2 separate regions of the Homo sapiens genome follow, and region 1 is linked to region 2. Evidence: read pairs that join two places in POLR2A ChIA-PET (ENCODE). Cell type or tissue: Panc1. All regions are shown on one strand. Links, peaks and the distances in the headings refer to the core of each region. The heading gives the core; the rest is flanking DNA.

Region 1 (5,382 bases), core at 120-5,119, 140 kb after region 2:
AATGTATATATGTATTTATATATTTTTTTTTTACCTTTTTTTAACATATATATTTGGTCCCTTCGCAGTAAATCCTCTATATATATAGACCAGATGTGGGTGGCTTACACCTGTAATCCCAGTACTTTGGGAAGCTGAGGTGGGAGGATTGCTTGAGGCCAAGAGTTCAAGACCACCCTGGGCAACATAGCAAGACTACATCTCTACGAAAATATATCTGTATTTTTCTCTATGTCATATGGTTTAAATCTGTGTCCTTGCCCAAATCTCATGTGGAATTGTAATCCCCAGTATTGGAGGTGGGGCCTGGTGGGAGATGACTGGATCATGGAAGCAGAGTTCTCATGAATGGGTTAGCTCCATCACCTGGGTGTTATTCCTGTGATCCTCACTGAGTTCTCATGAGATGTGATTGTTTAAAAGTGTGTAGCACCTCCCCGCTCTCTTCCTCCTGTTCCGGCCATGTAAGATGTGCCTGCTTCCTTTTCAACTTCCACCATGACGGTAAGTTTCCTGAGCCCACCCCCAAAGCCAAGCAGGTGCTGCTCTGCTTCCTCTACAGCCTGCAGATTTGTGAGCCAATTAAACCTCTTTTCTTTATAAATTACCCAGTCTCAGGTGCTTCTTTATAGCGACGCAAGAACTGACTAATACAATATGTAAATTGATGGTAGAAAAAGAAACAACTTTTCCTTTTTCCTATTTTTTAAAAAAGCCCAAGAAAGGAATCAACATACTTTCAAAAGCAGAGGGGACCAAGATAGCAATGTGTATTCTTTCCCTCTCTAAATCTTAACAATACTTACTAGAAGCTCTGAGTTCTTAACTGATCTATGAAGCCTGCTGTGATTTTTACCCTCTGATTTCCTGTATACTTATAGTCTCTAACACATGGCTTAGCTCTTAATCATAGAGTCTTTTACTCTTTTCCGATTATTAGTATTGGCTCCCAAACCAGACTGTAAATTCCTGGAGTACAGAGATTTCCCCCTCCACCATTACTTTCAATACTTACTTTTTGGGGCCAAAGTATCAAATGTAGTACAGGATGAATACTAAGTGTCTATTAGGAACATTTGTTGATCTTCAATTTTGCAATTCAGTAATCTTACCGGCAGGCCACTTTAGTTACTGATGCACACTTTGTGTCCCTAAAGGCCAATCTCTAGGAATCCTTAAACTTACAAATATGTCAAAGATAGTCACTTCAATTTAGACAGTCTCTAAATAATCTAGCATTTGAGGTTTTCTCCCTTCCATCGGCTCTAGAAACCTAAGCTCCCCAAAGCCTCTTTTTCCCTATTTTTCACCAAATGACAGCTGCAATGACTTTCAGAGTTCAAGCCAGTACACAAATCATACTACCATGGAAATTTGCAATTCAATGTATTTAGCAAGCTCATTACACAATAAAACTTGAGGTCAGAGACTAAATTCTACTTTGCAGCAAACTAAAAGTGGTTTGACAATATGCAACCAACAGTCTGTTCAATACAATACTTGCAAATGGGAAATTTTGCTTCTGTGGTAAACATTATCATTCTTTCAGTCTTTGGTTATAAAAGCAACAAAAATAATAAGCCTATTTTTTCCCTAAAAATGATACAGAGAAGCAATGAATGGTTTTTCTTTCTTGGTTTATATTAACTTGGAACTTCTCAGTGTCACCCTGGGCAACACAGTGAGACCCCGTCTCTACAAAAACTAAAAAAAATAGCCGGGTATGGTGGCGCGTGCCTATAGTCCCAGCTTCTCAGGAGTTTGAGGTAGAATAATCGCCTGAGCCCAGGAGGATGAGGCTTCGGTGAGCCGTGATTGTGTCACTGCACTCCAGCCTGGGTGACAGAACAAGGTTCTGCTTCAATCAAACTACCTAGACTATTTTATTTATTTATTTATTTATTTATTTTTATTTATTTTTTTTTTTTTTGAGACAGAGTCTTACTCTGTTGCCCAGGCTGGAGTACAGTGGCGCAATCTCGGCTCACTGCAACCTCTGCCTCCCAGGTTCAAGTGGTTCTCATACCTCAGCCTCCTGAGTAGCTGGGATTACAAGCATGAACCACCACCTCCTGGCTAATTTTTTGTATTTTTAGTAGAGACAGGGTTTCACCATGTTGGCCAGGTTGGTCTCCAACTCCTGACCTCAAGTGATCTGCTTACCTTGGCCTCTCAAAGTGCTGGGATTACAGGAATGAGCCACCGCACCCAGCCTAGACAATTTTTAATATCAGCAATTTTTCAACACAGTTCTTTTTCCTTTCCTTTTCTTTTTTTTTTTCCTGGTCCTTGACCCAGGATTCAATATAACCCTTTAAGAAAAAAACTTTTTTTCAGTGTTTTATTTTTTCTTCTTCCTTCTTTCTTTCAATACATATTTGGTGCCTACTATGTGCCCCCACTGTGCCAGGCATTGAACAAACAATAGTGATCCCAACACTACTTAGTCATGAAGACAGATATAAGCCAGAGGCTGTAGACTGGCAGCTTTCAGGTCTACTGCAGCCCACACCTGACCTTGGTTTGGCCCACACAATATCATTTGAATTACTTCCCAACACTTTAAAACCGGAACATTTCACATAAAAAGTCAGAGTTCTGCCAGGCACAGTGGCTCACACCTGTAATCCCAGCACTCTGGGAGGCTGAGGTGGGTGGATCACGAGGTCAGGAGTTCAAGAGTAGCCTGATCAACATGGTGAAACCCCATCTCTACTAACAATACAAAAATTAGGCCAGTGTGGTGGCACGCGCCTGTAATCCCAGCTACTCAGGAGGCTGAGGCAGGAGAATCGCTAGAACCCGGGAGGCGAGGTTGCAGTGAGCAGAGATCGTGCCACTGCACTCCAGCCTGGGCAACAGAGCGAGACTCTGTCTCAAAAAAATAAATAAATAAAAAGTCAGCGTTCTGGATTATATGAAAAAATGGGAAAATCTGGTAGCACCAAGACCCTTACTCCCTCAAAAGAACAACTGGCAAACCCGAGTGGGGACTTCCCTGGTCAGAGACATGGAGTTCTCACCAGGCCTCATGAAACCTTCCTCTCTCAGCACTGAGTTTATAACTGCTGTATGAACCAGTCATGGAAATAAAAACTGCACAGGTGTCAATAATGGTGGATGTTATAAAAGAAAAGAGCTTTATTAGAGAATAGGAGAGGAGAAACTAACTTAAATTGAGGGTCAAGGATGATCTCTTGAGGCCGTGGCATTTTTAACTATGTTCAGTACTGGCACTCACCTCTTATGAGGCACTTTTCCAAATAATAAATGCCATTTATTGAGAGTCTATTGATGCCAGGTAACTTAATTTAATTCTCACAGAAACAATTCTGCATGATCTCCATCTTGCTGATGAAACACCTGAATTGAAATACTTGCTGTTCAAGAAGGTGAAAACATTAGCCCAAATATACAGAACCACAGGTGGAAAACCTGGGGTCAGAACAAAGCCCTGATTGATTCCAAATTGTATGCTTGTTCCAGTAAAAAGAGATGCTTCAAATGAGGCCCAGTCCAATTCTAAGAGTCGGTTCTTCTCCATTCTTCCCAAAGCACATGACAAGAATATTCAATAGGGAGCTCCCTTGTTTTTGCAATGAGATTGACCTTGTTCTCAGATTATACCTCCGCTTACTCATAGACCAGAGCAAGTTCTCACCATTAGAGAGCTTCACTGCCAGCTCTGCAGTGAAGCCCAGGATCTCTAGCCAGGTCTTGGGACCTGATCGTGTTTTCAATGATTCTAACCTGAGCCAGATTTATCAGGGCAGGTGCCTTTATATTGTCAGTCCTTTCCAGCCATATTGGTGTGAATTTCCTGCCTCCACCAATCAGCTGGGATTTCCCATCTCCATATTAACAGAACTTAAATTTTGTTTTGTCTGTATCACTTAACCAGGAGTGTGGTCATCTACAGAACCTGGATCTGATCTTTTAGGCTTTCCTCTCAGATCTCTGGATCAGAATGGATCGATGTGGCTGCATGTATTCTTTCTTTTTATTAGGTTGGTCCTAATATTATAAGGCTTTTTTGACCACTCAAATTCCTTATCATGGTGCCTGTTCCAAATTCTCCTCTAACTCATCCAGGATCCCAATTAAACAGTAACAGAAAATATCTTCCCAAGACATCACTGTGTTGCTACCACCCCCACAATTCAATTCAAATCAAATATTAAAGTATGACATATGACATTCTGAAAATGAAACCAATAAAAGGAAAATATATATATACATACACACACATATATATATCTCCATCCAAGGACAAGGCAAAAATGTAGGTATTCCAATTTTGGAAGGAAGCAGAATCTGAGAATTCACGGCATGATTTCTTAGCTTCCTAACGCTGTAGTCCTCACCACCAAGGCACTTCTACCTTTTTAGATCTTAGTTTCCTCATTAATAAATTTGCTTTTTGGCTGAGCACGGTAGCTCACGCCTGTAATCTCAGCACTTTGGGAGGCTGAGGCAGGCAGATTGCTTCAGCCCAGGAGTTCGAGACCAGCCTAGACAACATGGCTAAATCCTGTCTGTACAAAAAATACGAAAATTAGCTAGGCATGGTGACACACGCCTGTAGTCTCAGCTACTCGAGAGGCTGAGGTGGGAGTATCACTTGAGCCCAGGAGGTCGAGGTTGCAGTGATCCATGACCACATCACTGCACTCCAACCTGGGCAACAGAATGAGATCCTGTCTCAAAAGAAAAAAAAGTAAAAAGTAAAATAAAGGCCAGGCGCAGTGGCTCACACCTGTAATTCCAGCACTTTGGTAGGCCAAGGTGGGTGCATCACCAGGTCAGGAGATGAGACCATCCTGGCCAACATGATGAAACCCCGTCTCTACCAAAAATACAAAAATTAGCTGGGCGTGGTGGCACGCACCTGTGTCCCAGCTACTGCGGAAGCTGAGGCAGGAGAATTGCTTGAACCCAGGAGGCGGAGGTTGCAGTAAGCCGAGATCACGCCACTGCGCTCCAGCCTGGGCAACAGAGCAAGACTCTGTCTCAAAAATAATAATAATAAAAAATAAAAATAAATAAAAATGAATTTGCTTTCCTGGTAAACTTGGCGAATACGCCAATATAATAAATCCTTCCACTTCAAGCTCACAGGAATAAATATCATTTAGCAGTATAAAATGTCATTTTTTTAAATGTTCAGACAGAAATAAGCTGGAAGTCAAGAAGTGAAACTTTTAGGAATGTTGCAGAATTTAGAAGCATAATTGGGAACTCAAGTCAGAGGGCTGACAGGGGAATCAGAGATTAATATATGCCTTAACAGTTAGGGCTTGTGACATTAACACCTAAGTGAAGAAGAGGGTATAGGACTCTATATTAAGCCAGGACTCAAAAAGGGCTAGCCCTTGTGAAACA
Region 2 (5,382 bases), core at 178-5,177:
GTGACAACAGAGTCTCAGAAGGGTGAGACAGTGGGAGACAGGTGGGTGGTGAGAAATTACTTAATGGATACAATGTATGACACCCTGAAAGCCTGACTTCACCTCTGCGCAATCCATGCAGCTAACAAAATTACACTTGAACTTCATACATTTATACTTTTTTTTTTTTTTGAGATGGAGTCTCACTCTTGTCACCCAGGCTGGAGTGCAGTGGCATGATGTCAGCTCACCACAAACTCTGCCTCCCATATTCAAGCAATTCTCCTGCCTCAGCCTCCCGAGTAGCTGGGATTACAGGCGTGAGCCACCACGCCCGGCCTCCATAAATTTATACTAATAAAGTTCCTTTAAGTTTAACAATAAAAAAAAGATATTGTGATCAAGAAATTTTATCAAACATTGTATTTCTGTATTATATATATAAAAGAATCATTCAGTGCAAAGAATATTATATTCTAAATGAAATTAATCTGCAAATGATACATCTAGAGAGAATATGAAACTTATTCCAGAACAATCATTTTAAGCCAAAACAAAAGGTTTAAAGTTAGGTAAGGAAGGCACTTTGGTGAATATGTAGTGATCCATTCACCCACAGGTTCAATAAAACGGTTAAATGGTCAGCAGTTTGGCTAATTCACACTGGTGATTGCCTGGGAGAAGGAAGGCCGAAGAGTTCAATTTAGATTTAAAAAAAAAAAAAAAAAAAAACTTCCTTTGAGACAACTTGAACATAAAGACTGCACCACACATTTTTGAGTAATAGAAATAGCAAAGATGTATGTATCTCTTGTCCTTTTCTTTTAAGGAAAGCTGAGCAAATGGTACAATCTTGAGGAACAGAGTAAGTGTCAGCGAACCACGTGTTTCCAAAATGAGCTGGGAACAAGAGTCAGTGTCTGCAGTAGAGCTCTTCAAAGCCTGGGAGAAACTATGGAGCCGATGTATCAAAATCACACCCAAGACAGAGTTGATTTGTTTCTTTGATGTCCCTGACGTTGTTCATGCAGAATTCACTCCTTGAGGTCAAAAAGTACATCAAACTTCTGTAGAAATTCTAAATTATTTGATACATTCTCAGCATTGCAAAAAGAGAAAATTCTAGTTTAAGGCTCCAACTCAAAGTGTGCCTCTGTGAAGTACTCTTGAAAAAGAAAAAAAACAGCAACAACTGGTGCTTCTGACAAGACACTCTCCTTGACCAAACTTTGGTGAGACCCCTCTGAGCCTTTGAATTTCTGTGTCTATCTTTGCATTATCTAATTTTAGCAAAAATTCTGCTGTGTCAGTTAAGCGAGAATCTTTCCATATCTGATCAAATTTCTCATCCCCACCTCCATCACCAGGTGGTGTCTGATTACCTTAGCCTGTCTTGAAGGAAGGATTCTGTCGAATTGGTTTAGCCAGAATCCCCTGACCCCTGATGCTCCTTCCTGGGAATTTTTCATCCCCTAATCTCCACCCTACTTCCTGGCTATGAATCCCCCATGCTGTGTTCAGAATGGAAGCCCATTCTGTACTCAAGTCTTTTCCCCTATTGCAATAGTTCCTAATTAAAATCTGTTTCAGCCAGGCATAGTGGCTCACGACTGTTATCCTAGCACTTTGGGAGGCCTAGGTGGGCAGATCTTCTGAGGCCAGGAGTTCGAGACCAGCCTGGCCAACATGGTGAAACCCCATCTCTATTAAAAATACAAAAATTAGCTGGGCATGGTGGCAGATGCCTGCAATCCCAGCTACTCAGGAGGCTGAGGCAGGAGAATGACTGGAACCCAGGAGGCGGAGGTTGCAGTGAGCTGAGATTGTGCCACTGCACTCCAGCCTGGGTGACGGAGCAAGACTCTCTCAAAAATTAAAATAAATAAAATCTGTTGGCCAGGCGCAGCGGCTCACGCCTGTAATCCCAGCACTTTGGGAGGCCAAGGCGGGCAGATCACCTGAGGTTGGGAGTTCGAGACCAGCCTGGCCAGCATGGTGAAACCCAGTCTCTACTAAAGATACAAAAATTAGCCGGGCGTGGTGGCAGGTGCCTATAATCCCAGCTACTCGGGAAGCTGAGGCAGGAGAATCGCTTGAACCTGGAAGGCGGAGGTTGCAGCAAACCGAGATCGCGCCATTGCACTCCAGCCTGTGCAACAGAGCGAGACTCCGTCTCAAAATTAAGTAAATGAATAAAATAAAACAAAATCTGTTTCATCCCTTTACTGTCTGGCTCTGGTTTTTCCTTAACCCTTCCCAGCCTGATCACTCGCCTCTTCCTCAGTCTTGGCTCCCAACTACTAAGTGTTCCTCAAAATCAAATACACCCTTGGAAGGTGAAGATTCTCCACCATTAAAGATGGATGAGGCTGGGAGCAGTGGCCACTAAAAAATAAATAAATAAATACAAAAATTACCCAGGCGTGGTGGCAGGCACCTGTAATCCCAGCTACTTGGGAGGCTGAGGCAGGAAAATGGCTTGAACCCGGGAGGCAGATGGTGAGCCAAGATGGCGCCAGTGCACTCCAGCCTGGGCAACAGAATGAGACTCCCTCTGAAGAAAAAAAAAAAAAAGATGGCTGAATGTCTGTCTATGCTGTAGGCTTAGAAAATAAAACCAAAAGAGGAGTTGTAGAAATCTCTGCATTGTTTGAACAAACAGTCCAACGTGACTGCTTTAAGGGTGACAACTATTATCTGACTCTTTATGTTCCATTTTTTTTAATTACCTTAGTTTGTAGTCATATCTATCATAGTCACGAGGTAAGCTGCATGTCAATATGGCACGTCAATGCTTGAACTAAGTTGGCTGATGGTGTCAACCTGAGTTAGCTTCAGTTTGACTGACTTTTTTTTTTTTTTTTTTTTTTGAGACAGATTCTTGCTCTGTCACCCAGGCTGGACTCCGGCAGAGGCACAATCATAGCTCAGTACAACCACAAACTCCTGGGCTCAAGGGATCCTCCCACCTCAGCCTCCTGAGTAGCTGGGACTACAGGCACACACCACTGCACCTGGCTAATTTTATTTTATTTATTTATTTATTTATTTTTCGAGACAGAGTCTTGCTCCATCACCCAGGCTGGAGAGCAGTGGGACAACGTTGGCTCACTGCAATCTCTGTCTCCTGGGTTCAAGCGATTCTCCTGCCTCAGCCTCCCGAGTAGCTGGGACTACAGGCATGTGCCACCAAGCCTAGCTAATTTTTGTATTTTTAGTAGAGATGGGGTTTCTCCATGTTGGCCAGGCTGGTCTCGAACTCCTGACCTCAGGTGGTCCACCCACCTCGACCTCCCACAGTGCTGGGATTACAGGCTTGAGCCCGGCCACACCTGGCTAATTTTTTTAAAAGAAATTTTTGTAGAGACCGGTCTTGCTTTGTCACCCAGGTTGGAGTTCAGTTATGCCATCATAGCTCACTGTAAAGTCGAAATTCCTGGGCTAAAGCAATCCTCCTGCGTCACCTTCCCAAAATGCTGGGATTACAGGCATGAGCCACTGTACCTGGCCCAGTTTGACTTTCTAGCTCCACTTCTGCAGACTCCCCAGCCTACAAGTAAAGTTCTTTCTCAACTCTTTGGTCTTGGACAAAGCAAAACTCTTTCTGCATGGGTCCTTCAGTCCTTCTTACCCTCATGTTCAGGCAAACCAGATTATTAATATTACTAACATCCTCACTGGTCATATCCCAGGATCTCAGATCTTGCCTTAAACTCTCATTCTCTCTCTGTCTATATACATATATATATATACCCCCGACTCCTCCCTCTCCCTCTTTCACATTTTTTCCTATTGATACATAATATTTTACATGTTTATGGGGTACATGTATTTGCTACATGCATAGAATATGTAGAGAGGTGAACAACTCCATCACCCATTACCTTGAGTATTTATCTTTTTTTTTTTTTTTTTGAGATGGAGTCTTGCTCTGTTGCTCAGGCTGGAGTGCAATGGCACAATCTCAGTTCACTGCAACCTCTGCCTCCCAGGTTCAAGTGATTCTCCTGCCTCAGCCTCCTGAGTAGCTGGGATTACAGGCGTGTGCCACCACACCCGGCTAATTTTTGTATTTTTAGTAGAGACGGGGCTTCACTATGTTGGTCAGGCTGGTCTCAAACTTCTAACCTCAGGCGATCCACCCACCTCAGCCTCCCAAAATGCTACAATTATAGGCGTGAGCCACTGCACCTGGCCAAATATTTATCATTTCTATGTGTTGGAAATATTTCAAGTCCTCTCTTCTATCTGCTTTGAAATATACTACACATTCTTGCTGGCTATAGTCGGCTCCACTATCAAACATCATAATTTGTTTCTTCTAGGCCAGGCGTGGTGGCTCACGCCTGTAATCCCAGCACTTTGGGAGGCCAAGGCAGGCAGATCACCTGAGGTCGGGAGTTCGAGACCAGCCTGACCAACATGGAGAAACCCCGTCTCTACTAAAAATACAAAAACATTAGCCAGCATGGTAGCACATGCCTGTAATCTCAGCTACTCAGGAGGCTGAGGCAGGAGAATCGCTTGAACCCGGGAGGCAGAGGTTGCAGTGAGCCAAGATCGCGCCATTGCACTCCAGCCTGGGCAACAAGAGTGAAATTTGATCTCAAAAAAAACACACACAAAAAACAGAACTTGTTTCTTCTGCCTAACTGCATGTTCCTGCCCATTCACAACCTCTCTTCCTCCCCCTCCCACCCACACCTCCTTCCCAGCCTCTGGTATCTATGATTCTGCACCACACAGTCCTCCCTTTTTATATCTGCCTCGTTGTAAGTCTTTCCCTTCTAGCCTCCATCAACCCATTGTCCCAACATCTGGCAAGCAGATTCCTTCGTTTCTGTTTGAACATCTGTTCCTCTACCACCCCACAGGCCTTCACACTTACCCATCCCCAGTCTTCCACCTGGAGCCTCAAGCTTACATCCTAGAGCACCCCAATTCCTCCTCACTTCAGCCTCCACCTCCCCCTACCCACCTAACAAGACAAAGTACACAAGCCATCGCTGATTTCAACATAACCATTAGATTTTGCTGAACTTAATTTTTTCTTCTGAATGAGACAATAGGCTATTTATTTGATTTTATTTGTGAGATGGAGTCTCGCTCTGTTGCCCAGGCTGGAGTGCAGTGGCGCAATCTCGGCTCACTGCAAGCTCTGCCTTCTGGGTTCACGCCTTTCTCCTGCCTCAGCCTCCCGAGTAGCTGGGACTACAGGCGCCCGCCACCGCGCCCAGCTAATTTTTTGTATTTTTAGTAGAGATGGGGTTTCACCATGGTCTTGATCTCCTGTCCTTGTGATCCGCCCACCTCGGCCTCCCAAAGTACTGGGATTACAGGCGTGAGCCACTGCGCCCGGCGACAATAGGCTATTTATTTAGTTATTTAGAGACAGGGTCTTGC

The links. ChIA-PET counts read pairs that join two places held together with the same protein. Peaks named below come from ENCODE experiments on the same cell type or tissue, not always from the same donor. Only the 100,000 strongest peaks of a DNase experiment are listed, where the experiment ranks them.
Region 1: POLR2A ChIA-PET joins it to region 2 with 7 read pairs; 2 of 35 experiments call an interaction of 5 or more read pairs at or near these places.

Annotation. Positions count from the first base shown.
Region 1 is chr10:21,443,995-21,449,376 of GRCh38, forward strand. No RefSeq gene overlaps it. Among named protein-coding and RNA genes, the nearest start is that of MIR1915, 50 kb to the right of the region's middle. In Panc1, for the core only: no CTCF peak of the experiment used is centred there; no DNase peak of the experiment used is centred there; H3K27ac peaks cover 3,085 bases.
Region 2 is chr10:21,308,193-21,313,574 of GRCh38, forward strand. No RefSeq gene overlaps it. Among named protein-coding and RNA genes, the nearest start is that of LINC02643, 62 kb to the right of the region's middle. RefSeq lists an enhancer at 1,191-1,809. In Panc1, for the core only: no CTCF peak of the experiment used is centred there; no DNase peak of the experiment used is centred there; H3K27ac peaks cover 4,591 bases.